4 separate regions of the Mus musculus genome follow, and all the other regions are linked to region 2. Evidence: chromatin loops called from intact Hi-C (ENCODE). Cell type or tissue: gastrocnemius. All regions are shown on one strand. Region 1 overlaps Pinx1 (PIN2/TERF1 interacting, telomerase inhibitor 1). Region 2 has its middle 37 kb from the start of Prss55. Region 3 overlaps Sox7 (SRY (sex determining region Y)-box 7). Region 4 holds the start of Sox7 (SRY (sex determining region Y)-box 7).

What was found. Peaks named below come from ENCODE experiments on the same cell type or tissue, not always from the same donor. Only the 100,000 strongest peaks of a DNase experiment are listed, where the experiment ranks them.
Region 1: it touches region 2 in a loop (8-fold over the local background); 35 of 42 quality-filtered maps call a loop at or near these places.
Region 3: it touches region 2 in a loop (2.1-fold over the local background); 11 of 42 quality-filtered maps call a loop at or near these places.
Region 4: a loop joins it to region 2, with 6 times the contacts of the local background. A loop is called at or near these places in 9 of 42 quality-filtered maps.

Annotation. Positions count from the first base shown.
Region 1 is chr14:63,868,802-63,876,801 of GRCm38, reverse strand. It overlaps Pinx1 (PIN2/TERF1 interacting, telomerase inhibitor 1), which reads right to left. Exons shown (of 7, transcript NM_028228.3): 5 at 4,408-4,500. Among named protein-coding and RNA genes, the nearest start is that of Pinx1, 12 kb to the right of the region's middle. In gastrocnemius, CTCF peaks have their summits at 3,731 (motif pointing left) and 6,912 (motif pointing left); DNase peaks (open chromatin) are centred at 3,749, 4,216 and 6,901.
Region 2 is chr14:64,044,619-64,052,618 of GRCm38, reverse strand. No RefSeq gene overlaps it. Among named protein-coding and RNA genes, the nearest start is that of Prss55, 37 kb to the left of the region's middle. In gastrocnemius, CTCF peaks have their summits at 3,213 (motif pointing right) and 4,993 (motif pointing right); DNase peaks (open chromatin) are centred at 3,207 and 4,990; H3K4me3 peaks cover 851 bases; H3K27ac peaks cover 3,170 bases.
Region 3 is chr14:63,950,325-63,958,324 of GRCm38, reverse strand. It overlaps Sox7 (SRY (sex determining region Y)-box 7), which reads right to left. Exons shown (of 2, transcript NM_011446.1): 2 at 7,593-8,000. Among named protein-coding and RNA genes, the nearest start is that of Sox7, 11 kb to the right of the region's middle. In gastrocnemius, no CTCF peak of the experiment used is centred here; no DNase peak of the experiment used is centred here; H3K27ac peaks cover 1,167 bases.
Region 4 is chr14:63,938,798-63,946,797 of GRCm38, reverse strand. Sox7 (SRY (sex determining region Y)-box 7) reads right to left here and starts at 3,092. Exons shown (of 2, transcript NM_011446.1): 1 at 2,805-3,092. The coding sequence starts at 3,042. In gastrocnemius, a CTCF peak has its summit at 3,232 (motif pointing right); a DNase peak (open chromatin) is centred at 3,130; H3K4me3 peaks cover 5,646 bases; H3K27ac peaks cover 6,406 bases.

The DNA of each region.
Region 1 (8,000 bases), 180 kb after region 2:
CCTTGGGAGGCAGTGATCTATCCTCAGCTGCCGCCAGTACAATCCATTTCCTAGTGCTAAGCACATTCACTGTGGAAGTCAGCTTAAGACGGCTCAGAATGAGCATCAGAAACCAAGCATAACAACACATGCTGTAATCCAAGCACCCCGTAAGCAGAGGCAAGAGGACTGGGCAGTCGAAACCAGGGTGTGCCACATAGTGAAAGAAACACCAACTCAAAAACAAACAAGAACCCTCAAACCAATGGCCAGCTCCCTTTAACCCAGCCCCTAAAAAGAGGAGCAACCCTGAAAGAAACATAAATTTTTATAGCAATTTCACTGAATGCAAAAGTTCAAAGAAAAGAGAGAACTCAGGGCCACAGTTCACAATTAGTATGTGAAGAAATAAACACATTGAGATTCAGAACAAATCTCAGACTCAAAGGGAAGCCAGTAATGTTCAATGGAAGTGCTAGGGTTTCTAGGCTTCTAGTGATGGATTCTTGGGTCAGAAATGTCTATCCTCTAGCAAAGTTCATTTAAACGTAGAAACCAGGGCTGTACAGAACCTGCTCTGGATTTAATCTGAAAAACAAGAACACAGAAAAGAAATGAGAGTCAGAGTCCGTAAGGAAGACACCTGTAAGTGGGTACAATGGCAAGACAGCTAGGATTTTGAAATTAGAAGTCAGCTAATAGTCCTGACTGAATCGTATATATGTGTTATGAACTTATGGCCACTCTTGGACAAAATACACCTAGTAAAACTCATTTTTGAGTGGATGTTAGCTTTAGTTCTGATCTATGGTAAAAATCACAACAAAGACTGATGACAAACTTAGATCTTTGACAAATGACAAACAGGGCAGAAAACATGTGTTATCTACCTAGCTGTGGCTGTTCTAGCTCAGCTACAACTGTATCTGGAGAACCAGGAAGAAAGGCTTCCAGGAGCCGCAGACATAAGGAAGTCCATTCGAGGCTGGGTGTAGGTTTTTACAGAGGAATGCTGCACCGAGGACAGCAATCAATCTGTCACTCTTTGGCTATCAATCACTGTTATCAGCTTTTCCAGATCATCACTGTGGTCACTGAGAGGAGGCTGTGACTCCCAGAGTGACAAATGCCAACTGCACCCACTAGTCTGGCACCTGGAGAGGAAATGGACTATAACAGGTATAAGATCAATGAGGTATAGATAGTCCTAACCCTAAAGAAATGTTGCCTTAGTAAATATGTTTGTTAAATTAAAAAACAGGTTTATCTAGGATACATCAAAATTCATTTACATGATTCAGTCAAGAATACATTAAGTACAAAACCAATATCCCTTACAACTCGGGTCTCACTGTGGAATGTAGTGAGTTTTCGTTTCTTTAAAAACATAATTATGTTATATGAATATGTTTTTGTTTTAATCCCAGGTGTGGGATATGGGGCTGCTTCAGTTTGTCCATAGCCATTAGCTATAATTATCTCATGCTCTGGGAGGGGCATGATCTTTACCAGCTGCAGACCGTTTAATTCTGGGGGTCGCTGGAGAGGATATAAATGAGAGAGCCCTGAGAAAGCCTGTGGTGGCTGCTGCTCCACCTGCTTCGGGGCTTGCTGGATTGCTGGCTTGCTATTGCTGGATATTCTGATGATGAAGATTAGACTTGCCTCAAGGAACCCGACAATCCTAATCAGCAGGAAGTAGTTTAAAGAGGTCTAAGCCCCTCTTTTCCTCTAACCTTCTTTCTCTCCTACCTTGTGTTGGGGGTTGAGAAGGATTAGGGTGGAAAAAGGGTTGGAAGTATGATAGACATAAGAACCCAATGAAAAAGTAAAAGAATACACCAACAGTGGGAGGAGCTAGATTTCAAACAAATATAGATGATAGTAACTTAAAATTACGTAATTAATTATTCCAAATCAAATCACCAAGTAGAAGCTACAAAAAGAAGTAATTATGCATCAGGACAAAGACTAATGTAGCTGGAATTTAGGCAGTAGCAGATATTACAGTACCACTTGCTCTAGCCAGGCATTTTGTAGTTTTTCATGTACATGAGGCTGGCTTTAGGTGCAGAGATCTGCATGCCTCTCTCTCCCACTGCTGGGACTAAAGGCGTGTACCACCACAAAGGCTTCTCTTGCTCTGGGAAGGTCTTCAGCAGGCTGTACAGAGGCTGTACAGAGGAACTGCCTTCCTACATTTTAGTTTTCTGGACCACATAGGGGCTTATGATGACTCATCCTCATTAGCAAAGGGAACTAGGAACCTTCATCATGAACATCAAATCCCCTATTTCCACAATGCTGGAAGAGCATGCGTTCCATAAGAAGGGTCATGTCTCAAAAACCACAGAACAGAGCCTTACTGAGCTTCATGGCAGCTTGCAAATACCTCCTCTGTTACAGAAGAGGAAACAGAGTTTGAAGGAAGGGAAACGGTTAGGGAAGTGTCTGGGAGAGCACCAGCCAGAAGCCAGCTTCCGCAGACCCAGACAGGCTCCTTTAGGATAACAACAGTTCATGTTTGTCATTCATACCCAGAGACAAGAACAACTGAAAGAAACAGCTTTTAGGAAATTAAAAGAACTGTAACACCAACTTGCACTGGATGGTGCAGACAGTGGTTATCTGCTGTTTCCTGTACTACCTAGATTTCCACTCCTTTTTCCTCTTCCTTTCTTATTCCCAGCCTTTGGGTCCTCTATTTCCTGACACCTCCTCTCCCTTAGCACAATGCACCTTCAGCTCTTTCTTCTCTGCACAGTAAGGCCTCCTTTCTTCATGAGCAGGGCTGATAAATATGCAAACCTCACTGTGAGAGAGAAATGAAGGTATAACACACCAAGCAGTCTGACAGGGTCACCAGCAAGGGAGTGGCTGAACCAGGAATAGAAAGCAGACACAGCCAGTATCCAGCAGATTAAAGCAACTTAGGGAGGTTCATCCTAACGTCAGCAAATGCTTCAGGTGAGTCAGGTATGCAGTCAGGTTCTAAAGGACAATCAAAAGACTACATGCATTTAGAGGGGAGGGAGTGGGGGAGGCTGCATGTCATCCAAAGTGAATTCATTTGTGTGCTCTGCAACACCCTTCTGCAGTGTCTGTAGTCTTCCTATAGTGTCTAATGAAAAAAGAAGGGCTGTTTACGGGACCAGGGACTAAGGGGCAGCAAAGTAGTTTTCTGGTCTATAACGGGTTATGGTGTGGTAAAGATAAGTCCTGATTAGAAGCCTCATGAGCCGCCAACAAAAAAGTGTTTGCCTATGAAAAAGAAATGGATAGCACAAAGGAGCCCCTTAAACCACACAGGGAACAAAGGGGATTGCAGCTCTCCTCCCACAGAGCCTGGAAGTCACTCTGTTCCCTAACCCCAGGCTCTGCCATGCCTTTCACTTCTTCCAAACCCAGTTCTATCTGTTGGGGACCTGGTCCTGAAGGAGAGCTACTAGCAACGGTTTCCAGTCAGAAATGTCTCCCACAGCAATTAAGGCAGGTCCTAGGAGTTAAACAACCCCAAAATGCCAAGACCAAGGCAAAGAGATATGTTTTTCCTGGCATAGAGACAGGAACAGACATCCAATTTCCCAAAGAACAATTAAATAGTGTATGGATACCACAGAGCAGTAACCATCACACCTAGCGCACACGAAATACAGCATGTAATAAATAGCTTGTGGCCATTCTACAGAAACATCTGAGACTTGTTTAAAGCAAAGTAGAGGCTTCTCATCTGTACACGACTGCCACCTAATGGCTATAGAGGAAAGGTGCACCCATCAATGAGAAGCTACATGGGGAAGGTGGGAATGTGCCAGGAAGGCGGTGAGGAGCAAAGGAGGGTTTGTTGCCCAATTTCCAACCACTGCATATCTTGACACCACCCTGGCCATGACTATGAGATGCCTACAGCGATACTCCATGAGATGGAGAACTTGTGGAGACTCTGTGTCATTACAGTGTAGATTTTGATATAATTAATGATCCAAACTGCCAAATAACAGGAACTATCCTCCATAACCATTAAGAACTGAACAAAGGCTAAAAGCCTTTTGTCAAGATGAAGAACATAAAATCAAATTATTTTCTCATCTAGCTACATAGCATTGCCATCTCCTCTAACCAGACACTGACTTCCACTCTCAGCCGACACAGGACTTACCCAGTCTGAAGCTCCCCTGGGCTGTTCTTGGAACCACTGCACCCCAGTTTGCACTTTAATAAGATTCCTGGCAAGTCAGCACAGGGAACTTGCCATCACACTGAGCCCTTGGCACCCAGGGCTGCTGCAGATCAATCCACCAGGCTGCCCAGACCTCCCGTTCAGAATTTCAAACAAGCAGCCATTGCTCAGTGCTGGACGAGAGTCACAGTGCCTCAAGAAACCCAGTGCCAAAATACATACTCCAACAAGTGAATGCCAGCTCTCACCTTTTGTGAATTTCATATAATGAACCCGGTTTTTGGAGATTTTGGATTTTTCTTCAAGGCTAAAAGATTTCTTTTCCTTTTTGTCTGAGGAATCTTTAAAAAGAAGTAAAATATTAAACATTGTGTAATTCTTTCTCTTCATCAAAGATGTTACTTACATAAGCTTTATAGAAGTGTCAAAAACTTATTACTGAACTGTTACCAAAGAATTGGATTTTTTTTTTTTTTAAGTAAAGTCAGGCAAGGTTCTCTCTAGCCAATAAAACCCTCAAAGAAGAGAAATGAAAGTATCTTCAGACCAGAATCTACACATGACTATTCCTGGTCTTACACGCAGCAGTACAATACTGAGGTAACACGAAAGCTTTTCAACATGGCTAAGTGCACTGATACAGCCTGATACTAGAATATCATTTAATCACCTGCAGTAAGGAGTGGTGGGTTGACTCCATCAAGCCCACTGAGGCACACCTTAGGTAGCCATATCTCCCTAGGAGTTCCCAGTAATTTCAAAACGGGGCATGAAGCAGAGCAGGCTGGGAACACCGTGAAGACAGTACTTCCGCTTTCAGACAGTGCTCAGCAAGGTTACTAAGTGCTCCTTAAGCCACTGCACTGGGTCCCACCAGAGCTACTCTCGGTTTCAAAGACACCTTGTGACCTGAGCCTGGATTGAGCCAGGGGATCACATTGTCTCTGGGAGTCCACAGGCATTCCTCCAAGGAGAGGGCCACAACCGACATGGCTCTCCTTTCACACATGCTTTATACCACCTTAGGATCCCTTCTCTGGGATCAATGAGGAACCCAGATACGGTTAACAGGCCCCCATCTTTTCATCAAAACTACCTTTCAACTTAACAAGACACAAGGCCAGAGACTTTCCTGCTTTATTTATGAATACTTACCAGAATTTATAATATGTTTTCTGGTTATGCTAATAGTAATATACTAATTATGATAACTTAACCCAAAAGAAAGCATTAGTATTAAGTGTTGAGTTCACTAGGAAACAATGTAGCCCATTATAAAAGTGTTTACAGCTAGTCATAGTGGTACAAATTTATAATTGAAGTACTTGGGAGACTAAGGCAAGAGGATCATGAATGTGAGGCCACCACGCACTACCTAACAACCCTAACTCAAAACACAATTATATAAAAAAATTAAGAATAAACATATTACCTTAAGATACAATGGTGTACATGAGATGGAAATGTTATTTCAGAGGAAAGGAATTATGAACTAGAGCCTTCCTGGCAAATACAGAAGTATGTGCTTACATACTTTAAACAGAAGACAGTGGGCATCAACCTCTGCCATTCACCACAGGCATCTAGGGTTGCTGTAAGTGTTAGGGCACACTTTCAAAGCTCTTTTCGGGGATACCTGAGTAAAAACTTTTGAGGATGCTGCTTCAAACCACACATTTACATTTAACAACTTCTCAGCAACCCACTCTCCACCCCAAAATATTTAAAATAATGAATGACAAAATATCAGAAGGTTAATATGCAGTTACTATGGCAGAAGAAAGTGCCCTCGAAATGCTAATGTGAACCTGTTAAGCTATGCCTAAGCAAGACAGGATAGCTCTTCCCGTGTGTACATGCACACACACACACACACACACACACACACACACACACACACATAAGATTACAGACTTGTTTATGTTGATGTCTGCATGTGTGTGTGTGTGTGAAAGCATACGCACGCTTGTGGAGGCCAGAGCATGATGTTAGGCGTCTTTCTCCATCTTGCTATATATTATTATTTTGAGAAAGGGTCTTTCTCTGAAACCAGAACTGACTGATTGGCTAGGAAGGTTGGCCAGTGAGCTCCAGGGATCCTCTTATCTCTCCTCCCCAGTCCTGGGGTTACAGTCACTACTAGTCTTTTTTTGGCATGGCTGCTGAGGATCTGAACTCACGTCCTCACGACTGTGGAACAAGTACTTTATTGACAGCCCCTGCCCTTTCTGCTTGTATAACATGGGCTGACCATGTACTGACAATTTACACGAGGCTCACACTGAACAGACCCTCCTGCCTCTTTCTCCCTAGTGCTGAGATTTTAAACACACTACCATACCCAAGTATGTGAGAAAGGTAACTTTTAAAAATGAAATTTAAAAGATCATTCTGACTCTTGTGTTCTACAAGAGAACAAAACAAAAGGTCTGCTTAGCTATAAAACAAACAGTTTGAATTTACTAAGGGATCTTAACAAGAGAAAAGAATGCTAGGTTCCTATGTCATCTACCAATGAATACGATGTCAAGCAATGCACGAGTACGGTAAAAAAAAAAATTCAGGTGGATGAAGACAATGCATTCAAAAAGGATGGCACCGCAGAAAAACAAGCTCTGCAGGTCTGTCCTGGGGACAGGCTTTCCCTAAAAGGAATCTTCTGAGAGCACAGTTCTGGGTGGCAGTGGAGTCACAGACAAGCTTCTCTAAAAGCATTATCTGGGCAGCAGGGCTACTGGCCCCCTCTAGTGGCCCAGACAGGAAATATCTACAAGTTGGTAGCTGCATGCAGCTTTGACATCATCTAAAATACTACCAGGTTTGGGCACCAAGGAAAGTGAAGCCCATGCAGACTGACCCTGGAGGAGGATGAAGAAGGCCAACTATCATTTGTGAGGTCAAGCACAGCCTTCCTTACAAACAGCAAAGTTCCCTGGGTCCTTCACAACACCCACTGCCTGCCCCTGCTTAAACATTTCTGGGAGAGGCTGTTGCAGATCCCCTGCCAGCCTTGGCCATCAGTGTGGGACAAGGGAAGTCTGTCCTGAGTGAGCCAGGGTCCCAACAACTGAAATGGCACTTCTCACTTAGAAAATAGTGATTATGACACCATCAGACTGAGGAAAATGGAACTTTCCAGATAATTCCTGAAAATCTGAAAAAGAAGCCACCTCTTCTCTATACACACAGCCCATCCCAGGTCTCCCTTCTTTGTGGGATCTTGGAGATCAGTTCTTAGAACTCTGTGACCTGACAGTTACGAGCACTCTCGGAGGCACTAAGCACTAAGCACTAAGCACTCAGTGACAGTAACAGTGCCGAATCCAGCACAGGACAGTTTTCGCTGACTAAGAACAAGGGTGTGGACAACTGTGAGAAAAGGATCCCAGGTTCAAAGGTCCATGAGGACACTAGTGACAAAGGCATCTCATGCCTGAATGACGTCCTAGTCATGACACTCTGACGTCACCAGATGCTCACCAAGGCGCAGTTTCTGGTAGTCAAAGGCTTAGCTGACTTTCATCTTAGTATTTACATAGCATTAATTTCGTATGGTGTATTTTACTTTATGCCAGAAACACTCAAGAAATGTTCACAATTCTTTCTATCACAATGTGTACATAGCATATAGATACACTTAAAACCAGTATAGTTGAAGAATTATAAAGTGAACCCCTTCATCACCACTTCCAGGGGCAGACCACCAGCACTATCAGTATCTAGAAGCATCCAAGTGCCCCTTCTTAATATGCCCTGCTGTTTCCTCCACAAAAGCTAAGCATTCTTTGCTGTGAGCCACAGCTGTTTCTGCTGCAGAATGCTTAGTCATGGTCCTGGCATT
Region 2 (8,000 bases):
TCCAAACCTTAGTTTGGGGGCCTGAAATTATTGCTAAGACCCTTGATAATTCTTTTACAATTATTTTAATTTGCATTTGTTCACTTTATGTGTATGAGTATTTACCCTACGTGTATATATGTGTACTGAAGAGGGCTTTGAATCTCCTGAAACCGAAGCTGTGAGTCTCCATGTGGTTACTGGGAACTGAATCCAGGTCCTCCACCAAGCCCATCTTTCTAGCTCTTACTCCTTGCTAATTCTTAAAAATCCCTTGTAACCCGAGCCTTGGACTAAGAACACCAACTTGGACACAAGGTCCTGAGGGTGTGTGGGGTGTGTGTTTGTGTGTGTGTGTGTGTGTGTGTGTGTGTGTGTGTGTGTGTGTGTGTACAGGGTGTGTTCACAGTGGATGATCCTTCACAGTGTGCGCTGTGTCTAGCTCTCTGGGGGACCACCTGCAGGACCGTGTGACCTTTGCCCTTGTATTACAGGATTTATAAGCAATTACAAGTTCTTTCCAACTGATTTCCCACAGTGAGGACTGAACCCATGGATTCTTGCATGGGAGGCAAGACCCCATCCACTGAGCTGCAATTTCCAGGCCCACAACTTCCTTTTGATGCCACTAACTGACTCCAAGAGCCTGGCTGGTCCCAGGCTAGTCCCTTCTATGCCTAGAATATCCATCCAGGTCTTACCCTCTCTCCAGGAAGGCCTCCTCTGACCTGCTGTCTTTTCCTAAAGTGAGATTTAGACCTCAGAGAAAGTGATGGCGACTTATCAGCTAGATCTCCATCCCCCCCCCCACCTCCTTGATATAATGCATGCTTTGCTTACAATGAACCCAAACTTTAAGAGCCAGTTATTAGGTGTTCCTGCGAGGCTGAGGTTACCTGCTGAGGGAAAGATTATTATGAGTGTCCAGGACTTGCCAAGTCAAGACACATGGGCAATAGGCTGTCCTGCTTCATTAGAGGATGAAGTTGTTTGTGACGAGTTGGTACCCAGACAGGTTGGAAGCCAGATGAGTATAGAGTGGGAGCTGACAGAGACCAGGTACTCGGGAGACAGAAGATATATCTAACCTGCTAACTGCACAAGAGCCGAGCCCAGAGCTCAGGTAGTTTTTGTTGTCCCTTCCATAGGCCAGGGCTAGTTCCCCAGTCTTCAGAGGACTCATCAAGAGCAGACCTTGGCTGAAGATGCTCTGTTTGCAGGTGGGGAGTCAAAGGCAGGAATTCCAGGCAGGGTAGCTTAGCCAATCTGGAGGACTTTCCCCAACCTCAGTACTTGCAAAGGTAGTACAGGATTCCTCACAGTCCTCTAGAAGGTCACTCGGAAAAGGTCTCTCTCTGTGTATGCCCCCTTCAGGGCCTTGGAGCCCCTGTGTGCAGGGCCATGCTTCAGTTCATGGCACGGTGAATGGGGATTGTTCCAGGAGATGGTTTGCACTGTACTCTTCTGAATTGTTTGGGTCTGTGCCAGCTCCTTCCCCAAGCAATGCCCTCTTGACTATTGTGTCAATTATGGCTGATGGTTATCTTGCTTGTTTATCCAGTTGCTGTATAGATTGACTCTCTGAATGTCAGGGTTTGCCTGTTTCCATAACAGGAAGCCTCTTGCTGTCTTACTGTATTAAGAACCTCCAGTCAACACAATAGAATCTCAACAAAACCCTAAACACTCTGTTTGCCCGGGAGCCTCATTGAATCCAGCTCTTATTGTTTCATTTAGAGTTGGAATCCTGTATTTACAGTCAGAAGGGTGTGTGTGTGTGTGTGTGTGTGTGTGCAAGCACGTGTGTGTTTAATGAGGTCAAACGTGGCTTTTCACTTTCCAGGTTCCCCACCCAAAGCTCAGCAAACTCAGCAGAAGCCGAGGGCACCAGGATTCTCTAGCCGTAGACCTTCTGACGCTGGAGGGTGGGGACAAGCAGGACAGAGTCCCTGGGGAGCTTCCTCTTGGTCTGCTTGCCTTGGGTCAGAGGAAGAGGTTTCTGTTTGCACACTAAGCCACAGTCAGACAGTAGAACAAAACTGCAGCGTGGAACCTAGGCGCCCTGAGCCCTGCAGAGGAAACAGGATCAAAGGAAAGCCACTGGGCTGTCCCTTCTTGCACTTTCTGTTTATTATCCTTTGTGATGGCTCCCATGCCCTGGGAGTTTCCAAGAAACCCTCTGGGCATCTGATCTGGTTAAATAGTGTGGGTTTCTTTTCTTAATCTCACTTTCTTTCCCATCCTCAGCTTGGCAAGGGACTTAGAGGGGAAACAGCCTTCAGTAATAGATGTGGTTCTTCATGAAGAGCCACCTCATCCAGGACACTTAGCATAGCTACTACTGTTGTGGAGCTCCTGGGAACAGATCTCCCAGTCCGGGAGGCATGGAGCAAGCACCTAGGTACTCGATGTGAAAACTCAAGGGTACCCTTTCACTGGAAACCGGAGGATAAAGTCTTCCTAGAAAATGCGCCTATATGCCATGGGGTGCAAAGTCCTGCTACTATTAAGCCCTGAGAATATCGTAAATATAAGCTTAGGCATTCTTAATTGGTTAGTTAAGCCAATAAAACAGCTTGTGAAACCATCCACATGGGCTAAATGGGGGATTGGATGTGCTGTCTTCCTGAAGATCCAAAGCTGATGCTACCCAGTCCGCTGGAGCCAACTAAGTAGACAAAAGTTCTTTGGCTTTTGACGATGCAGCAAATGTAAATATGTTTGTATCTTGATAGATCTCTAACTTTCATCTCATGCAAAAATCTAAATAGTTACCCCTTAGTATCCATAGGGGACTGATTCTAAGGTCCCACACAGGCAGGGGTCCAGACCTCCAGAAATTCAAGCCCCTTATAGAAAATGGCATATTCTTCGCATGAAACTCATGCGCATATTTTAAATCATCTATACACTACTTATCGTACTTAACATGATGTGAATGTTATGTCAGTATTTGCTCTGATGTATTGTTTAGGGAATAATGGGGGAAAATGTCTGCATGTTCAGAACAAAGACAGCCAATGTAGATAGACCTAATCTAGCTTGGTGTCCACAAACCCTTCACTTCTCGGACACAAAACTCCCGGTTTCTGAAGACCACTGTGTGTGGCTTGTGCAGAAACCTCTGTTTTGGTTGAAGATGCTTGGTGTCTTAACCTGTTCCACTTTCCCCTGTTGACAAGGCTCCAGGCAAAGTAGCTGCCCTGGGAACTGCAATGCAAGCAACAGAGCAGTAGAGGGCACTGCTTACCTAAACACAACTCATGAACCCAGCAGGAACTAGAATTCTGATCCCTAAGGGTGATCAATCATCCAAACTGTCCTCAGGGCTCCTCCAAGCCCTGTCCAAATCAGGCCACTGAACAAGAAAGCTCTTGGATCACAAAGAGCTTCCTTGCCTTGCCCAGGAACTCAGAACTCAAACCTGGTGAGCCGTCCTCTGCGGAGAACCGTTCACACCAGCCTGTGGCCATTGTGTGGTGTTTCCTCCTGTTCTTCTTGTTCTGTTCCACTGACTTTGAACCTTGCCTTCACATCTCAGGAGATCAAATTACTTCCTTCACGATGCCTCCCCTTTAGTATTCTCATTTACCGGGCAGTCACTGCCGTGTTGTTGTCTTTGGGGTGGAGGACAGGGTAGCGTAGGGATAGTAGTACAAACTGCACCCACTTTAAACCTTGGCAGAGTAAGATTAATATTGCTTCAGAGACAAGGAGAAAGATGGGTCTCGGAGTCACTCTCACTAGGCAGCGCTTCTTGGAAAATGACCCTGACAAACAGACAGACAGACACACACACACACAGACACACACACACACAGACAGACAGACACACACACACACACACACACAGACACACACACACACACACACACACACAGACACACACACACACACACACACACACACACAGACACACACACACACACACAGACACACACACACACAGACACACACACACACACACACAATACCATTGCCTCAGGGGCAGCCAGGCCTTTGTGGGTACAGTCACAGCCTGGGTTGAGTTTTTGGCCTTGGTGTGCACACCTTTCATCCCAGCACTTGGGAGGCAGAGGCAGGTGGGTCTGAGTTTAAGGCTGGCCTGGTTCCCAGGCTAACCAGCGCTATAGAGTGAGACGGTGCCACAATAAGTAAACACACAAAAAGTCAAAACAAACAATGCAGGTCCTGCTCCAGTGGGAAATGCTCATCATGGAGGGAACCCCATGGGAACTTGGGAACTCTGTATACCTCAACTTTCTTGTGAGCCTAAAACCACCTCCGATGATAAAGCCTTTATCAACATATGCTAATTGTGATTTATTTATTCTTTCCAAATGAACGTTGACTTCCAGACCTATGGGCTCACGATCTCACCTTGTTTTCCTGAAAGACCTCCAAACTGTTGAGGAACCACCAAGCCCAGCTCTCCCCATCTGCAGATCCCAGGATGCTTGTGAGTTTAGGCTCACAACTCTGTCAGCGTTCCACTCGGAGCATAGATGTCACGAGGTTGAGATAGCACTGATGTGCCCTAGTGTCCTAGGTGTCCTAGCGGCACATGGAGTGTGTGTGCATTCAACGTTCCACGGTAACCAGAATGCAGAAGCAAGGGGCTTTGAAATTCTTTGGGGCAGTGACTTCCTGCTCTGATGTGAGGAGACCCTTCTGCATCTATCTTGTCTCCAATCCTAGAGTTTCTGTCTTCTTAAGGGCTTGAGTCTTGTTAGCTCACAAGTGTCATGAACTTTTTTTGTTTCTAGAAATTTCTAGACTCTGGGTACATAAAATTGGTGAAAATTATGCTATTTTCTCTAAATTCCTACTTGACTGGGGTAAGGTAAGGTGATATTTCAGAAATTATGATACACAGAGGATAGTGTGATTTTCTTCACAAAAATCCACATTTCTGATTTCCCCCAGGCAGATGAAAGGTGGGTGGTCTCAGACTCAGGGCTCAGAGATTTCCAGGACAAGACCTGACCAAGAAGCTGTAATATCTGATGTTGCCAGCAGGGGGCGAGGGAGATACACCACCTGTAAATGAAGCACTAACCTAGCTGCTGGTGTTTTGTTTTGTTTTTGTGGGTTTTTGTTTGTTTTGCTTTTTGTGTTTTTGTCTGTTTTGCTTTGTTTTGTTTTGTTTTTCAGGGTAATAGAACAGCTGGGAGGCTTCTCCTGTACCCATAAGCCCTGATGATGGGTGCTACCCGAAGAAGCAGAAAAGAGCTTGAGACCCAAACTTTGAGAGGGGCTGCCCCAGACCTCTTGAGGTCTCTCTCACTCTCCTGGTGGATGAGACAAAATAAAACACAGATTGCCTGATTACTCTTGCATTTCAGTGTAGCATTTAAGTGTTTGAGCTAAACATTACATGACTATATCTGTTTTGTTTCATTTATTTGAGATCAGCTCAGTATTAGCCGAGGATGACCCTGACCCTCTGGTCTGCACCTCCAGTACTCTGGTGTTTGCCACCATATCATAGGGATAAGACATTTTTAAAGCTCTTATTCACTGATTTAAATATTCAAATTTAATTAGGTGTCTAATAGTTTAATTTGTTGCATCAGCACCACCCACCTTCCTTAGTGCCCAAGAGTATTCTAGGCTAGTGCAGACCCAAAACAAATTGCTCCCACTTCCTGCTAGACCTTGTTCCCCAATCCCTGGGTAGAAGCTGTCATATTGAGTCTAAACCATTCACTTCAGAAAACGGTTCAGGAACTACAGATGGCACCGTTCCTCCCAACCACCAGCCTAATGTCCATTAAGAGCAGTCCCTGAAGCGTTTTTCTTTTCCCTGCCTTCCTTGACTTTCTCCATAGCACCAGCCTATGCTTCACCGTCATGGACCAGAGATTTCAGTTCCCGTGGGACATCGCAGTGAGGGCAGAGACCCAGCAGTGCCACACGTGCCTCCTGAGGTCACCAGGACTAGAGTCTGTTCTTCTTTATTCTCTCCTTTAACAACCCTGAAGAGAGCAGGGTCAGCCAAATGTTGCCCTAGTGGACCAGTTTGTCCGGGCTCTGGGATGGGCCTGAGGGGCCGATTGTGTGGCGGGACACCTGGCATCCACCACCCAGGCGACAGCCTCAGTGGTGGCCATGCTTTCCTGTGCAGCCACCACAGTGTGTGGAATGCTGATAAGGGAACAATGTAGCAGAGGAAAAGTGGCAGCACTTGGACAATGAGCAGCGGGCGGCAGCAGGGGCTCTCCCAGGCTGTGGCTCAAGGACTGAGTCCCAGAATCAGAGCCGACTACCCTGTGTGGGACAATGAGCTGAGCGGCTGGCGGCGGGGCGGGCGGCGGCGGCGGGGGCGGTGGGGGGCTCTCCCAGGCTGTCGCTCAAGAATCAACAGAGACTACTCTCTGGGTATTGTAAGCTCTATTCCCCAGGGGAGCTGCTCCATCCAGGAGCTTCCCCTGCCAGTCAGCCTACAAGCCTCTTTTCTTTTCACCGTGGAGCAGACAGAGCTACGAATCCAAGAAGGGCTCTTGCAACCGTCCCATGCTGGATGGCAAGAGCTTCCAGGAGAGCCCAGAGCAAGCTTCTCCAGTTCTTTCCCGTGTTCCCCAGTAGTTAGGGCATGAACTGAAGACAAGAATCAGCACAGAGCGTTCAGTTATAACTTTGAACATAAATGGGCTAAATTCCCAACCAAAAGACACAGACTAGGGCCACTGAGATAGCTCAGTAGGTAAAAGCACTTGTGCCAGCTTGACTACCTGCATTCAAAAGACAGTGGTGGAAGGAATTGACCAACTCCTGAGTATTCTTCTCTGGATTCCAGACCCAGGCATTGTCACATGCATGAACACACACATATGCACATGCACAGAATTATTTTAAAAATATAAGCAAGTAAGATGGATTTGAGAAACAAAAACCATATATTTGGTTTTGTTTGTTTGTTTGTTTGTTTGTTTTGTGAGACAGGGTTTCTCTGTGTAGCCCTGGCTGTCCTGGAACTCACTCTGTAGACCAGGCTAGCCTCAAACTCAGAAATTCGCCTGCCTCTGCCTCCCGAGTGCTGGGATTAAAGGTGTGCACCACCTCGCCCAGCCCCAACCATATATTTGTTATCTTCAAAAAACATATGACACCATCAAAGTCAAATTCAGCCATAAAAAAGGCTTTTCACCCCACTCTGGAAGTTAGACTGAAACAAATAAGATCTTAGGTAGGCCTGATAGTCACTTAGACAGGCTAGCCCTTGGGGGCTTTAGGGAAACCACACACCCTGAGACTTGTGCCCAATAAGACACCAAGCTGCCTCATGGTTAAATGATGCACACATATCACCCCATTTGTTTCCCGGAGGTTTAGCTACCTTGCAGCCAAGACATACTTTTTATAACAGGAGAACTGTCGTTGGCAGTGCACAGAACACAAGGGTGGTGGATATAAAATCACTCCCTGTGGGATACAGCCACTGTAGACCCAGTCCCTGGTGCAGGAGAAGCCTTGTATGTCTGCTGTCCCTTCCTGGTCACAGCTCAGAGCATGGTTTACGACCTGCCTGGCCCTTCATTGGTGAGCCTGCCTTCTGTGGATCAGGGCTTAGAGCAGTTTGCAAAAGGTGAACAGCATTCTAATGAAGAAGTAAAAGTAAAGAAGAGAGTGACGGAAGCAGCAAAGGAAGGCACAACGGAGCCAGGGATGTTGTGTGCTGAGGTTCTGTGTGCACCGTGAGGTCTGGTGCCCAGGACCCATACCAAGAGGAAAGCACCAGCTGCCACAGGGTCTGAGGCTGCAGCTGGAGGGTCTCAGTGTCCACAGCCAGCAGTTCCAGGCCTGGCTTTCACTGCAAAACCAGAGTATAGATAGAGGCCTGTCAGCAGATGCCAAGAAGGACCACTGAACCTGGTTCAAGGACACAGCCTTGTGTATCTGGGCCTCAGGAAGGACAGGTTTTAGCGTGTTAGAGAGATGGGAGGTTTGTGCCCCTACAACTCTCAGCCTACCCTGATTCTGTTGGCTCCTGGTGAGGTGCCAGGGAGCAAGGAGTGGGA
Region 3 (8,000 bases), 94 kb after region 2:
GTTAACTCATCTAAAGGTGGGTTCCTTGGTAACTGAACAATTTGCATGGTTTCTGAAGCCCAAATTCCAGGCGTGGGGCCTGATTGGCTTCTGCTAGTAGAAGTTCTGATGTTCTGACAGTTGGCTCAGGGGGCAAGTTTTCTGTTCTCTGGGGATGCAGAGGGTGGGACTCTGAGACAGGCAGAGTCCCTAGGTGGGACCCCTGGGTGTGCAGATCCCTGCATTTCCTGTGGCTGCTGGGGACACTCAGGCGGACAGAGAGGAAGGCACAGAGCTCTGCTAATCTGGAGAAGAGATTTTCCTCCTAGGAGGCCCTTCCTTGGGCAGGGCTCTTTTGGTGGCGGCCGAGGTGGCTGGCCTGAAGGTGGTGGCCAGGCTCTATAGGGAGAGGCTGCCTTATCAGACAGGAAACACTGGGCTCTGGTCACTTCCTCCCACTCCTGGTCACAGCAGCTCTCAAGGCAGGAAAAGCTCGGCAGCTACTACTCATTGGGTTCTCTGCCTGCCTAACCCCCTGAGCTGTTCTCTAAGCATAAAAAGGGCTTGCTTACGTGCTGTGTGCCCCCACTGCATGTGCAGTGTGTGTGTGTGCATGCGAACGCTGTGTGCATGTACTATGCACATGTATGTCACATTGCATAGGCTCTGTGTGTGTTCTACTTGCTGTGTGTGCACTGTGTATGTGGTATGTGGGTGTACTATGCACATGTATGTGCTATATTCATAGGTTTTGTGTGTGTGCTATGCACATGTATGTCACATATGCAGGGGCTCTGTGTGTGTTCTGCTTGCTGTGTGTGCACTGTGTATGTGGTATGTGGGTGTACTATACACATGTATGTGCTATATTCATAGGCTCTGTGTGTGTTCGCTGCATGATGTATGTGCACTGTGTGTGTGATATGTGGATGTATTATGCATGTGTATGTGATATATGCATAGGTTCTATGTGTGCACTGTATGCTGTATGTGTACTGTGTATGTATGCTTTGTGCAAGTACTCTTATGTGCTGCATGTGTGTCCATGCTATGTGTGTGTGTTGCATGCTCCGTATGTGTGCACACATATATTTGCTGTGTGATGATGCAGGTAGTGTGTGTGCACATGATGTGTGTGTACTCTGTCCCAAGTGTGTTTTGTGTGCTGCCTGTTGTGCATGTTCTCTAATTGCTGTGAGTGGAGTGTGTTCTGTTTAGCTTCTCTGAACCTCATCGCACAGAGGATGTCCTGGAGTCCTGTGCTGGAGCCCCTGGTCATCTTCCCTCTTCCCAGCTCCTTACCCTCTTCTCCACCTCGACCCCTCAGCTGGCTACCCTTAGGTGAATCTTTACCTCACTGAATCCCATCATCAAACCTAACATTGGGTATATAGCAATGATGCCTCCTGCTCAGCCAGGGGAATTTTTCCCCCAAGGGTTCAGAACTGGGGTGAGAGTTTTCTAGTTCCAAGTTCCTTCCATTAAAAATGCAACAGCAGCTTTATGCATAATAGCCAGAAACTGGAAACAACCCAGACACCCTTCAACTGGATAAAGAAAATGTAGTTCATTTGCACAATGGAATACTACTCAGCTATTAAATACAAGAACATCATGAAATTTGCAGGCAAATGGATGGTACTAGAAAATATCCCAAGTGAGGTAACCCAGACTCCAAAGGACATGCACAGTGTGCACTCACTGAAAAGTAGATATCATCCATAAAGTCCAGGATACCCACGCTACACAGACCCAAAGAAGCTAAATAACAAGGAGGGCTCAAGGGAGAATGCTTGAATCTCACTGGGAAGGGGAAATAAATTTGCCATTGGAGTTAGATGGATGGATGGAACTGAATGGGAGAGGGAATGGGGAGTGGAAAGGGAGACGTAGGGAGAACTGGGGAGAGAGGGCTGGGAGAGATAGAAGTCAGGAGGGAAGGCACCTCTAGGACTTGCCAAAGACCTGGGATGGGAGAAGCTCCAGGAAGTCTTTGAGGTTGACTCTAGCTAAGGCTTCTAGCAGTGGGGAATATGGAGTTTGAAGTGCCACCTCCTGTAGTCAGGCAGGACTCCCAGTGGAGGGATAAGGACACCAACCAACACACAAAACTTTCCACCCAAAATTTGTCCAGCCTACAAAAAATGCAGGGACAATGATGTCACAGAGACTGAGGAAATGGCCAACCAATGACTGACTCAACTTGAGGTCCATCCCATGGGCAAGACCAACCCCTGACATTATTAATGATACTCTGTTAGGCTTGCAGACAGGAGCCTAGCATAACTATCCTCTAGAGACCCCACCCTGCAGCTGATGGAACAGCTGGAGACCCACAACCAAACATTAGATGGAGCTCAACTTGGGAAGTTTTATGGAAGATTTGGGGGAAAGATTGAGGGACCTGGAGGGAATAGGGACTCCACAAGAAGACCAACAGAGTCAACTAACCTGGACTCTTGGGGCTCCCAGAGACTAAACCACCAGCCAAAGAACACATAAGGGCTGGACTTAGGCCCCCTGCATATATGCAGCAGATGTGCAACTTGATCTTCATGTGGACCCTTCAACAACTGAAGCAGGGGCTTAACCTGATTCTGTTACCTGCCTGTGGATCCTGTTCCCCTAACTGGGATGTTTTGGTTGGCCTCAGTGAGAGAGGATGTACCTAGTTCTGCAGTTACTTGAGGTGTCAGAATGGGTTGGTACTCAGGGAGGACCTCACCCCTCTCAGAGATGAAGGGGAGGGGGGAATAGGAGCAAGGGCCATGGGAGGGAAGGACTGAGAGGAGTGTGGGCTGCAACTGGGATGTATAATGAATAAATAAATTAATGGAAAAAAATTTTAAATAAAAAACAATGCAATCACAGTGAGACTTTGGCAATCAAGTGGTTCATATTGCAGACTCGGTCACTCAGACTGAAAGAATTCGTAGTATTGCTGGTGTGGTCTGTGCTGCTCTACCCAGGACAGTCAGTCAGCACTGAACACGGGTAGGCTTTGTTCCCAGTCATTATTCATCATTTTCCAAAGAGCCTGACCTAAAGAGAGGTGGCATAGTAGAGCTTTCTGTTGGGTATCATAAGTCATCTGATGTAAAAATCTCTGAAGGTGCATTCAGGCTAACTGTGGGCTGCACCCTGTGATACATGGGGCCTGAGCACAGGGGATTTGAGAATCCACAGGAACCCCCATGCATACTAAGAGTTCTAAATTACAATGGCTGAGGAGGTAGCAGTGGGATGTGACACTGCTCTTCTGTTCTCTTGAGCACAGTTCAGAATGTTACACATGTTCTCTGGCCTTCCCAGAATCTTGAGATGGGGTGGCAGGGCTGGTATTCCTATCTTTTCAGATAGATAGATGATAGATGATAGATAGATAGATGATAGATAGATAGATAGATAGATAGATAGATAGATAGATAGATAGATCTCTAGCTTCTTGAGATCTGTTCAAGAAGCTGTGAGATTTTTCCCCATTTCTGTGATAAGAACCAATGGGGTAAAGAGACATGGGCAAGTAGACTTCTTTAGTCACTCACCCTCCATACGACCTTGTGACCTTGAAGTCACAGCCTTACCATGTAGATCTCATCACCTCTACGACACAATAACTGCCTTCTTGGGGCCTCTGGGGTGACCAGGGCATTTGAAAATGGAGGTAGCAAGATTCTGGTCACATAAAGTCATTGACAAAAGGTCACCAGGGGTTTCCAGCCTTCACATAGTATCTGCTCTTCTTTGTGGGACCCACAGGAGCATCTCAGATTCTTTGTACCAGGAACTGAAGGTGACATCTAACCTAAGCTACCTATATGCTAGCAAGTATAGCTATAAATGCAACCCAACAGATAATCATAAAGCTACTTAAAAATATAATAAATTCTTTTTGCAAGTTTTAAGGTTGAGGTATAGCCTTTATAAATGACATCCTGCTACTGGGTCAGCAGGTTGAACAATCCAATTATGGAGAGAGTCATAGGATGGCCAAGTGAAATATGTAAACTGTGATGTCAGTAGCCACAGAGGAGGCTAGTACAAACATAGATGTCACTGACCAACTCCTACCTTAGGGTGTTGACCGGAACAAGCTATTACCAGTGGGTTGTGTGTCCACATGATCACAATCATAGTACATACAACCGTGTAAGCTGGGAAATGGAACAGGATTATGCCACACATAAAATCGACCATAGGGAAGTAGATACAGCAAGGGGACAACTTCTTTCTCCATTTTTCTATGGCTCTCTCCTTTTCTTTTCTCCTGCTGTTTTTCCCCTTCTCCTTATCCCTTTTTTCTTGTTTTACCCAGAGTCTCACTGTGTAGTTTAAAATAGCGTCAAACTTGTGATCTTTTGTCCTCCTGTCTCAGCCTTAGTATTACTGGCTACACAACAGGATGGGTGGATGATGAAGTCCATCTGAGGCTCTCAATGTTCTTATTAGAATTTTATCAAGCAGGAAGAAAACAGCTTTGTAGAATAACTAAGCCCAGTGATTTGGGGAAAGTTTAACATTAAAGAGTAAAATAATTGTTATAAAAGACATATGAATATATAGACCAAAAACGTTTAAAGCAAGATGGATATATGTAAAAAAAAAAAATTAAAAGAAAAAACTAGTGATGGCTCTAAGTTTTGGATGAGAGCTAACTTTATTTTCCTAAATTTACTTTAAAGACTAAGTCTATATTTATTATTAAAAGAAAGATAACAGACTGACAAGAAGTAGGATGAATGTGTGTGTGTGTGTGTGTGTGTGTGTGTGTGCACAGATGAGTGAATGCAACAAATAGAGAAAAAAAAGGAGGCATAAAGTGAGAGAGAAATGGGAAAAGAAAGAAAAGATGATATATATCATATAGATTATTGATAGATAATTTATAGATGATTGATTATAGATGATGGATGGATGGTAGATAGATAGATAAATAGATAGATAGATAGATAGATAGATAGATAGATAGATAGATAGATAGATAGATAGATAGATTATAGATAACATTTGCTAGATATTGTGGGGTTTTGTTTTTTTTGTCAACTAGACACAGATTAGAGTCACCTGGGAGGAGGGAAATTCAATTGAGGAATTGGCTGTGGGTGTTTTCTTGATAAACAATTGATGTAGGAGGGCTTAGCCCTCTGTGGTGGTACCATCCCTGCACAGGTGGTCCTAGGGTGTATAAGAAAGCAAACTAAGCCATCCACCCAAAGCAAGCCAATAAGTAGCACTCCTCCATGGCTTCTGCTTCAGTTCCTGCCTCAAGGTCCCTGCTTTGATGGACTATGATGTGGAAGTGTAAGCCAAATAAACCTTTTTCTCCCCGAGTTACTTTTGGTCAGTCTTTTATCGTAGCAACACAGAAGTAAATGGGACAGAATAGGTATGTCCTGTTTCATTTCTCTCTCTCCTTTCCATTGTGAAGAAAACAGAAATACTATTTATTCAAAGAGGAAGGCTCATATTCCATCTCCAACCTATCTCTCCATTCTACACTGCAGCAGGTGCAGGCCTACCTCAGCCACATGAACCCGAGAGGCACATGAACCAGAGGTCTTAGGGACATAGTTCCAAGGATGGACCCAGAAGGATAGGGGTCTTTCACCACTACTCAACCCAGCTGGGGTTCTCAAACCTACTCTGGGTCTGCAAATGGAGGACACACAATTTAGTTGAATTCATTGTTGGCCAGTCGCTGTAGCTACCAGGGTCCATGGGAGACTAAGGACCTGCCACTTGGACATTGTATGAGGTATCACTAGACAGGCAATAGTGTGAGGGTCTCCATGCTGGCATGGTTAAACATGGATGCATGAGAAAGGATGGTATTTTCAGAGACCGGTTGGTATTCTTGCAGCAAGATCCACCAGAGGGAAAGAGAAGCTGAGAGAGAAACTTCTGGAAAGGAGAGAATCGGCCATTGGGGAACTAACATTCAGACTGGGCAGATATGACAAGCCTGAAGTTTGTATAGTTGGCAGGAGATGTAATGGTGGGGGTGTGTCTTAGAGAAAAGAACACAAGTGTTTCCCTTTCTACAACATTTGTGAAAATAAAGACTGCCCTGCACATAAGCAAGTGGGAGTTGAAATACAGGGCTCCTCAGCCACAAAGTGGGTCACCTTTGTTGTTCACTGCTTAAGGAACAGGAACAGAGATCTTAAGGCAAAGAGTGACATGGGAACGTCAGCATTTTAGAAAAACAACTTGCTGTCATGGCTTGTCATCCTGTAAGATGACATCAGTCACATTGTAACCTGAGTACCACAGGCAGGGTGCACAGGTAGCTGGGACCCACAGAGACTTTGGTTCCCACAGTGTCCCACTCAGAGCAGAGAACCCTCCTGCCTTCTTGTCGTCTCATCGGCATGGACAGTGTAACCACACTGTGTGTTACAATGATGCATGCCCATTGGGCAGTGCCAAGGGGCATACCTTGACCAGATACTGCCAATTCAGAGCTCAGTATAGCCAAGGATAGTACCTCAGTGCTCTCTGCATATGGCCACCACTGGCCAGGTGCAGAGCATCACGGCTCTGTGTCATCTCAATTGTCACCCATAATTGCTTTCTTCTTCTCTGGCCTGAGATGGTCATGGATTGAGGAGCAGTTGAATCCATGCCCCAGTGAGGCACAGAGAATGGAACCAAGGAGGCTAAAGAAGGGTTTCCACAAGTCCAAGGCTAGTCTGGGCTACCTAGTGAGTTCCAGGTCAGTCTGAGCCACAACATGAGGCCACATCTCCAACACCAAAACCAGGACCAAGGAGAAGCACTAAACCCTCAGCCATGAATGCTCCCAATGAATGCGCCTCATGGGTGCTGAAGCCAACATCCTAGGAGGGTGGCGAGTCTCACGCCATCTCCCACTCGGAACTGTAGTGTCCCTGGCTGTGTAATGTGGTGGGAATGATGAGGCCCACCTGGGCTGTGGATGAGAAACAGTTCAGAAACCTTCTCTAACACTCCCAACAACAATGAAGTGCTACTGAATAATGGGTGTGGGTTATGATCAGCAGAGAAGGATGTGCAGAAACCCAGGAGGGCCCTCGTTGGCCCAGAGGAGCATGGGAAGGGGCATGGCTACCTTTGACTTAAACAAGTTCCTTCTTTACATGAAGAGCAGCCCATATTAGGTGCCATACATGGGACAGAGCCAGGCTGATTTTCCAGGAGCTTTTTTGACTGAGCGTGCATCCTGGACTTTCCCAGCTGTCTCAGACCTTGATTCCAGGCTGTGTGCCTGTCTCCCCGACAGCATGTTGTCCAGTCCAGAGGGCCACTGCATACTGCTACACCACTCAAGTAGGGGAGAGGACAAGATGGTCATTTGCTTAGACTTGGGAAGCGTGCAGTTACTGAATAGGCATGGAGAAACTGCTCATGTGGGTTGCTATGGCTTTCCTTTTCCAATGTCAACAAAAACAGCACTAATGTGTAGAATCGAAGTTTGTCTTTTCAGCACAACTCATAAAGAAATTTAAAACCCTATATAACAAAAACTCCTTAAAATAAAAAGTCGACTCAGAAAATAACGCAAACAATATTACAGGTAGCACTGAGACCTAGTATGAATTTAAAAAAAATACTATTTCAAAGGATAGAATGGTGAAGGTACAAAAAAATTTATTTAAATTAAACATTTTGAAAAATCAATTTCATAACTGTTCCATGCATATTTAGTTTTCTTGAAAAAATGGAACAGAGTAGCTTAATGCCTGTGATAGTGTTTCACGAGATTATTAATATCCATCCGGGACTGGGCACCAGTCAATTACATCATCAACAATTCACTATTTGTTACCAAATGGTATATACAGTAATAGCATAAAGATTAAGTATATCTTATAAGTGATATTATAATAAGACTTCTTGGGGATCTGTCAACAATACAAAATATAAGGTGGACATAATAGCAGAATATAAAAACACATTTCATAAAGGCAATAATATACACGTGTCCAAGGGCAGACAAGAGTCTGTTAGCTCAGTGTTTGGTATGTTCCTTCAAAGGAGGT
Region 4 (8,000 bases), 110 kb after region 2:
CCTTTTAGGAGTCTCCTCTCTGTGTATCCCCACCAGTGTTAAAATGCTGCTTGTACTTGGTTTTCTATTCACCATACCCTACCAGTCTGTCCCTTTGCAATCACAAGCCACCTTGGTACACCACTTCCATCTTTCAATGGAACGCAGCCCTGCTCCAGAGAGTTCCAAGGATCACTTACAGACCATTTAAACTGCTGCCGACTAAAACGGAGGTAGGCATCTGCAAATTTAGCATGCTCTCCCATGACTCTAATGTACCCTCAAGTTTCAGACCCTCTAGTGAAGAGGACGAGGCATCTGGCCGGATAAGCCCTGTAAGGAAAGAGAGCATGTCTCCCTACTGGGTACAATACACTTGTGGCTAAGCACAGGGTATGTACACCCTGCCCTGGTTTCTGCCCTTGCCCACACTGGCTGGTTCCATGGGTCAGGATATTATAGGACACTGAGTGCTCAGAGGCAGAAGCTACCAATATCTGCAATTGTTGCAATTAGTTGTCACTTAGAAGTATGTCTCGAAAAGTGTCCACAGCACCAGATGTAGAGATGGCACTAGTTTTGCAAGATGTCCAGAATCCAGACACACCGAGTGCTCTATCCGTGGCCTGACTATAAAATGTGGCTCTGGTCCCCAAACGTACCCAGATGCTCTAGACTTACTAAAACACGGTTTGCACTTTAAATCCTAACAAATGTCTAATTTGTGATACACTTTCTCATTTGTCATGTAGTAGGCACGCCTCAACGTATTCATGGTACACTAAAATAGTTCACTTTCTATTGCTAAAAATCCTTTACCTGGGTTTTAAGGTTGACGTTTGGGAAGCCTGCAGTAGCAAATGTTGGGAGTCTCTCATCTGTGCCTTCCCTCACATGGGCCAGAAAGAGAAGAAAGTTCTCAGGAAGGAGGAGTACAGGGGGGCTGCAGCTGCCCCTGCTAGCAGGCGCTGTGTGGTCTCTAACAAGCAGCAAAGAGCTGCTGTTTTCCCCTTGACCATTTTGAGCTGTACTGCTAAAGGAGGAAAGATAGTCTTTTCTGCAAGATGAACTGCACACTCAGAAAGCCTGCAGTTGTATTCCAGACAGAGTTAGTCCACAGGAAGGTTTGTCTCCCACATCTCTGTCCCTGTCCTCACCCCCCAAATAAGGCAGCCTGGATTCCTTTCCAGGTTCCCCACCCTTTTATCTCCACCAGGGCCTTCCTCAGAAACCTGGTAAAAAATAAAAAACATTCTCTCCCCAACTGGGACTGAACCACAGAGAGATTCATAAAATTCATTAAAAAAGAAAACAATATAAGCTTTCAGATAAAAAAAATGGTTGTAGATATTAGTCTATTTCTTGTTATGCTAATAGAATGGGGAATGTACAGGCTTATTATTTTGTTCGGAGGAAGGAGGCCCAACGGCAATGATCACCAATACACACTGGGTGGAGTTGGCCAAAGATTTGGATAAGAGGTGTTTGGAACCCCACAACTCTCACCAAGTGCTTTTTGGAGCCTCCAGACAGCCAGAGAGCTGGGCCATCTCTCTAGGCTCAGGCCTATTACCAGCAGAAAGCCAGCCCTCGATCTGTGACTCTGAAAGAGGAAAGAGCCCAGGCTCCTACGGAAAAGGGAAGGGCTTCCATCCCAGCGGGGTGGGGTCCAGTGGCCTGTATGCCTCTCCTGGCAGGCCTTGGTGCCCTCTGCAAACAAAATATTTTGAAGGGATCTTACTGGTTAAAATAAATAAGAACCACGTTGAAGGGTAAAGAGATTTGAAGTAAGGTAAGGTTGAAAGTTTTTTGGCTTTGAGACTAATTCAGTGGGTTAAGGCATTTTTTGCCACGAAGCCTGAAGATGTGAATGTCTAATTCCTAGAACCCACATGATGGCAAGAAAGAACTTACTCCCCACCTCCCAGATGTCTTCTGACTGCCCCCCACACACTCATGGTGGCACGAGTGTGCACGCATACACTCACTAACACAAACACATTTAATTAATACGTGTGTGTATAAGTGTGTGTGTGTGTGTGTGTGTGTGTGTGTGTGTGTGTGTGTGTAATGCATATATTAACCCACCCACCCCTGCTCTGAGTACTGGAGAGAATAGAAAATCCAACAAGAACGGGTTCCTTGGAACCGTTTTAGCATTTTCATCCCCAATTCTCTGGCCTGTCTGGTTCCAGTCAGGATTATCTGCGGACAGCACCATAGCTATAAGCAAGAAGCGATGGGATTCAAAGACCCTCTCTGGCTGCTCAAAATTTCTTTTCAAGTTATTTACACTTCTTCGATAAATAGATGAGCGAACCCAGCCTATTCGGGTGGACATCTTTTGTTGCTGATTTTCTTTTTCTTTCTGTTAAATAGTTAAAAATAGAGACGTTTCTCAGTGAGGCCTCAACTGACGTACGTTCGTTATCTTTTTCTCTGTGACAATATCTCTTTCTGATTTTCCCAGTCTACAACGTGAGGAGTGGAGTCTCCTCAGTCTTCCAGCAAACGCCGGTTCCGCCGATTCCACCCAGACTAAACGTATCTGCCCCTCTGAGTCCTTAAGCCCTAGTTCCAGTCCCCGGGACAGGCCGCGGGTCGCTCCTGCTCCTGAGACCGGAGTCTCAGCTCCGCGACCCAGAGTAGGGACCAGTCCGGAGCCCCGTGCTGTTCCTAAAGTTTCACTGGTTTCACCGGTTTCACCGTGGCCCGCTCAGGCCCTGGTGGTGTCTGTGTTCAAATCCCACCCCCACTCCCCACCTTTCCGAACAGCGTTGTCACCCGCGCCATCCTCGCAACAGCTTCGTGCCCCGCGCACTTACCCAGCATCTTGCTGAGCTCCGCGTTGTGCAGGTCCGGGTTCTGCACTGCCAGACGTTTCCTCTCATCCTTGGCCCACACCATGAAGGCATTCATGGGCCGCCGGATCCGGCTTTCCGAACTCTTGTCCCCTGAAGGTCGGGGGACGGCGGGCGGCGACAGCCCATCCGACAGCTCGGCTTCCAGGGCGGGACACTCCAGTCCCTCGGTCCACGGATAGGCGCCCAGCAGCGAGGCCATGGCCGAACGCGGGTCACTTGGCTTCGCCTCGTGGGGCCGGCGCTGACCTGGCCCTCGCTCAGGTCGCGACGTCCAACTTGGCCAGCAGCCTCGGGCTTGGCCCTTATTTATCAGCTTCGGGCCACCGGGTCCGCCAATGACTCTCTGGGGCGGCGCGGCCCCTCCCGGCTGCCCCGCCGCGGCGTCCCCGCTGCGACCTGCCGGCAGGGGGAGGGAGGGGCCGAGCCTGCCCCGGTGCCCGCCCCTGTCCGCCCCTCCGCCTCCCGAGCCTGCCCCGATCCCGCTCCGGTGCAGGTGCTGCAGGGCCAGGAGGAGCGCGCCCACGGCTCGAAGTCACCACTGCTTGGCGCAGGAGTCAGGTCCAGCCCCTGTTCCGTTGTTGGGCTGCCCTCCGCGCTGGGACCAGACTCCACCAAAACTCCCGCAAAGGAAAACCGAACTCAAACAGCTTACACCAGGATACTCGAGGAGGAGAGACACTATCAATATCCCTAGATCGGCCAAGTATGCTGTTGTGAACAGATCACACCCATGGCTTGGGTCATCTCGCCCCAGTAAACGTGGGCAGCCACCAAGGGTCTTAGGTGGATGTGGGATCCACCGGACTAGGGACTCGGCGCACTGACTTCCCTAAACTGGCACTGTGGATCTCTAGAGGGGTCGGGTTTTCTGCTATCCGATTTTCCTCTTCTTGTCTTTGCCCCCATCCCACTCTGCCTGCCGCTGACCCCGGCAGTCTGAGTCTGCATCTTCCTTGCTAGTAGCCCTTTTGCGGAATCCATTTCTGGTGCTTCTTCCGACTCTAGAGGAGCCGCTTTTCCGCTCCTATGTGTCCCAACTACTTCCTTACAGTGGAGCCTTCTCGGTTTCCCCGTATCCTGAATGAGCTGTGGACCGGGAACTTGAGACCCTAACGCACGCCGCGGCTGCTTTGGCGGTTACATCAGCGCCTACACACAGTAGGCATTCAAGAACTGCCGAATGAGTGAATGAACGAATGAGTGAAATAACGAGCCAACATGCTTTAGACACACCCCACTGTAGAAACACCGCAGGGGCGGGGGGCCTAGTTCCTGGAATTAGACCCACAAACATTTATGGCGCGCCACCCCATGTGGAGGCTCCACAGAGGCGACCTTCGAAAGAGGCAGAGTCTGAGCGGAAGACAGTGGTGTTGGGTGTGAGACTCTGTCTTGAGTTACTGAATGCGTGACAGCAAGTCCGGTATCTCCCAAGACCTTTCCTAATCCTAAAACCCGGCGATAAGGCTGATCTCACAGGCGGTGATGAGGTAAATACAGTGAGCTCTGGCTGTGTAATCTTTGATGGAGATGCCTCTCTAGTCTCAAAGTCCCTGTGAGGTGACTGAATTTGCTTACAACGTGCAAGGCGGCCAGTGCTGAGACGCTGTAAATGTCCGGAGAACTGCAACTTCTCCGACTTTAAGACCTAATTTTACCCTCAAGGACCCTAGATAAAATTCATCAGGGCATGTGCTTTCGGCATAAAATAGACTCGGGTCAGGGTCCAGCAACAGGGCTCTAAGGCCGGTGTCCCTTAAAGCCGGTGATCGCTGCCCCACCCCCCACCCCCACCCCCGCTACTGTGCAAAGCCAGGACAGCTACCAGCCAAAGGTGGTGCAGCAGGGAGCTAGTCTGGAAGAGGGTGTCCTGAGGTGCAGGCCGCAGAGCCATCAGGCACCATCCTAGACTGGAAGGTTTGCCCAGCATATCCAGAGGCAGAAGTCTCCATGGGGCTGTTGGGGGTGGGCGCTAGGCCATTTGCAGTGTTGTGCTTCACTGCCACGATTGCTCCCAGACATGCTTCTCCTTGAGAGGTATGGCTTTCTGAGAAAGAGGAACAGGACGACAATGGATCACAAGGGGCCACTAGTTTGACCCTAACTCTGCTCAAGGGACAGGTTGCTTTTAATGCAGCTTCAGAGAGGCCAGCGCCTGTTTGTGGAAATGCTGGGCTCACACAGTGCAGAACCGTTAGGGAAGACTGTAGATACCTTGGCAAACCCGGGGCAAAGAGAGGGGTCAGGCTCGGAGAATACAGGTTGGGAAAGTTGCTTCCAAGTAGTTAGTTTCACACATTGCAACTGGTGATAGTTGTGAGCCTGAAGTCTTTGTGACTTTGCTCCATCGCTGACCGACCTGCTGCTTGGAGCCATCTGTAGGCTGGAACCCGGGCTGGTTGGTTTGCTCACTTTTGTAACTTCATCTTTGTAATGATGTTTCTTCCTCTCCCTCTCCCTCTCCCTCTCCCTCTCCCTCTCCCTCTCCCTCTCCCTCTCCCTCTCCCTCTCCCTCCTCCTCCCTCTTCCTCCCCTCCTCTTTCCCCTCCTCCTCCTCCTCTTCCTCTTTTAAATTTACTTTACATCCCAATTACAGCCCCCTCCCGCCTCTCTTCCCAGTCTCACCCTTACAAATCCCTCCCCCATTGTCCCCACACCTTGTCTCCAGAGAAGGGGAACCCCCCTTGGGTACCACCCCACCCTGGGGCATCTAGTCCCAGCAGGTCTAGGCACATTCTCTCCCACTGAGAATCATCCAGGCAGTCCAAGTAGCGGGGAAGGGACCTGGGAGCACGCTCTTTGGCCAGTGGGAAAGCCGGAAAAGGGTGGAGGAGACGCCAAAGGACACAGAGTTGCAGTGACCCTGGCGCCTCTCACATCTCTGCGAAAGTCATACTTTGCAAAAGTACTGATCAGCCCTGAAGAGTCGAAAGGCCGATGAACTACAGCAGCTACGGCGCCCCGCCCCGCCCTGCCCCGCCCCGCCCCGCCCCGCCCCAGGCATTCGGATGCCGGATTTTGCCAGTGCTGGCCCAGGACTGTGTCAGTGTATTGATCTGATCATTCTAGACTCCTGTAAGAGCTGCAAATACTAGCCTTCTGCAGGCAATGACTCAGAGTCAAGGCACAGGGGCTGCAGCTGGTCATATCAGGGCATAAACCCAAAGTGGCAAGGGATCCCCAGCTCCGTGCAGGATATCAGAGTCAAATATGCAGTACCTGAGAGGCGACCTTGCACACTGGAACCTGTGTGCGGACCATGCTTCAAATTTATCTAACCCAAATCAGGGCCGACCCACACAGGCTACCGGTAATAACCCCCCCCCTCTCTCTGCTCATCTCTTAAATGACATCTAGTTTTCCCTCTCCCTCTCCCCCTCTCCCTCAGTCCTTCTCCCTCTATCCTTCTACTTTCTACCTCTGCAGTTCCCTAGCCCTGGTTTTTCAGGAAGACATAACCTGACCACAGAAACCCTCAAATCAAAGCTTCCTGCAATTTGTCCCGTGAATTCCAGCCTTCATGTCTCCTCCATCTGTAAACTGAAGATTAAACCAGGTTGCGTGTGCACATCAATGAACTGTGAAACAATAGAATGGACACATGGTGAGCTTCTAAAAGGCTTAAAAGGTCAGGCCTTCAAAATGCTCCCCTCAAGGAGAGTTTTTCCATGGCCCTGGGGGCCTAGGAGAGGGAGACAGACAAAAAGGGTCAAAGCTGGCTTGCAGGTTTGCACTTCACCAGGCAGCAGCACCGCTATGAGCCAAATAGCCACAGAGACTGAGCAGGACTTAGCACAACTTCTCAGCCTTAGCCGGAGCAGACAGCAGCTGCGCTGTCCTCACTTAGAGCAAATGTCTCTTGTTGCTGTTTGTCCCTTGATCTAAGCTGGAGGTGGAAATTTTCCTCCCCATCTTTGCTTACACTGATCTGTCTGAATTTGATTGACAGTTCACAAGCTGGTTGCTATTGGCTTGCTCCACTCTGCTTCCATACCACCTACAGGAAGTCCAGGATGAGCTTAGTACAGGGCCATTTCCCAGAGGAGGGAGGCCAGGCTGTGCCTACGAGTGATGAGCATCTACCTGGCATCTCTTGCATCAGCTCCCTAGCTCTCACATGCCCACTCTCCTTGACCCCTCCCCTTAGCTCTCTAACTTCAGGAAGTCTCAGCAGAACTTTTTTCACAATCACATCCAGAGGTCAAGACTTGGCCTGGACGCTGAAATCAAATGGGCCAAGAGCAGCTGGAGCTAGCCCAGCCCCACCTGCTTACTGTGCTCACCACTCATCCCTGGTGACTTCTATTTTTTTTTCTTTCCCCTTTGTCCTTCTGTCCTCCCCCTTCCTTTCCTCTCTCCCCTATACCTCCTTCCTCCCTCTCCCATACTTTCCCCCATTTCCCTCAGTGGGTCCCTCATCCAAAACTGGTCCAGAATTAGCAGCCCCCATTTCCCTACAATTCACTGCCTTAGAGAGTTCCTCTTTTTCAATCCATAGGAAATTTGTTCAAAGCCATTGGTGATAAACCCATGGAGGTTCCTAATTTAGAACAACTTTAGGGATGAAAACTAACAGCTAGAATCTGAGATGTCCCTGTAACTGAGCCGATTGGAGCAAGCAGAGCACAAGGTCATCTTTACGGATCTCACAGATCACAGGATCAAAGGTCCTCTCTATGGGAAGGAATTGTTCCTGGGTGTGAATAAGGTGGACCTTTAATAATTCTTCTGTAATATACGAGTATAATATCAAAACAATGTTTTCTTAAGTTCCAGACACCCCTGGTTCCTATGGCACCCCTAAACCCCCAGGTCCCAGCGCTCTAGTCACTTGCCTGACCAACCCTGCCTCCCAATAGATTCTGAGAGATGACCCAGCAGAAGGAGGACTGTCTGGGCTCTAGAAGCCCAGTACAACTGGCCACTGCTGGTTATGGAAATCTTAACCCACGGAACCTTGTTGGTTCCAGCCAGGTCCAGGGACTCATCTGTGACCCCTGAAATGAAGGGCCTTGTTCTGTGATTCTGCCGGTGTCTGTAAGAGGAACGGGAGAGGCCCAGGCAGGAACATGTCTTCTAACTTAACTTGCTTCCTTCCACTCAGAACATTTGTTAGTTCTCCCTGAAAAGAGCATGCTGCCACACCACTCCTTGGAA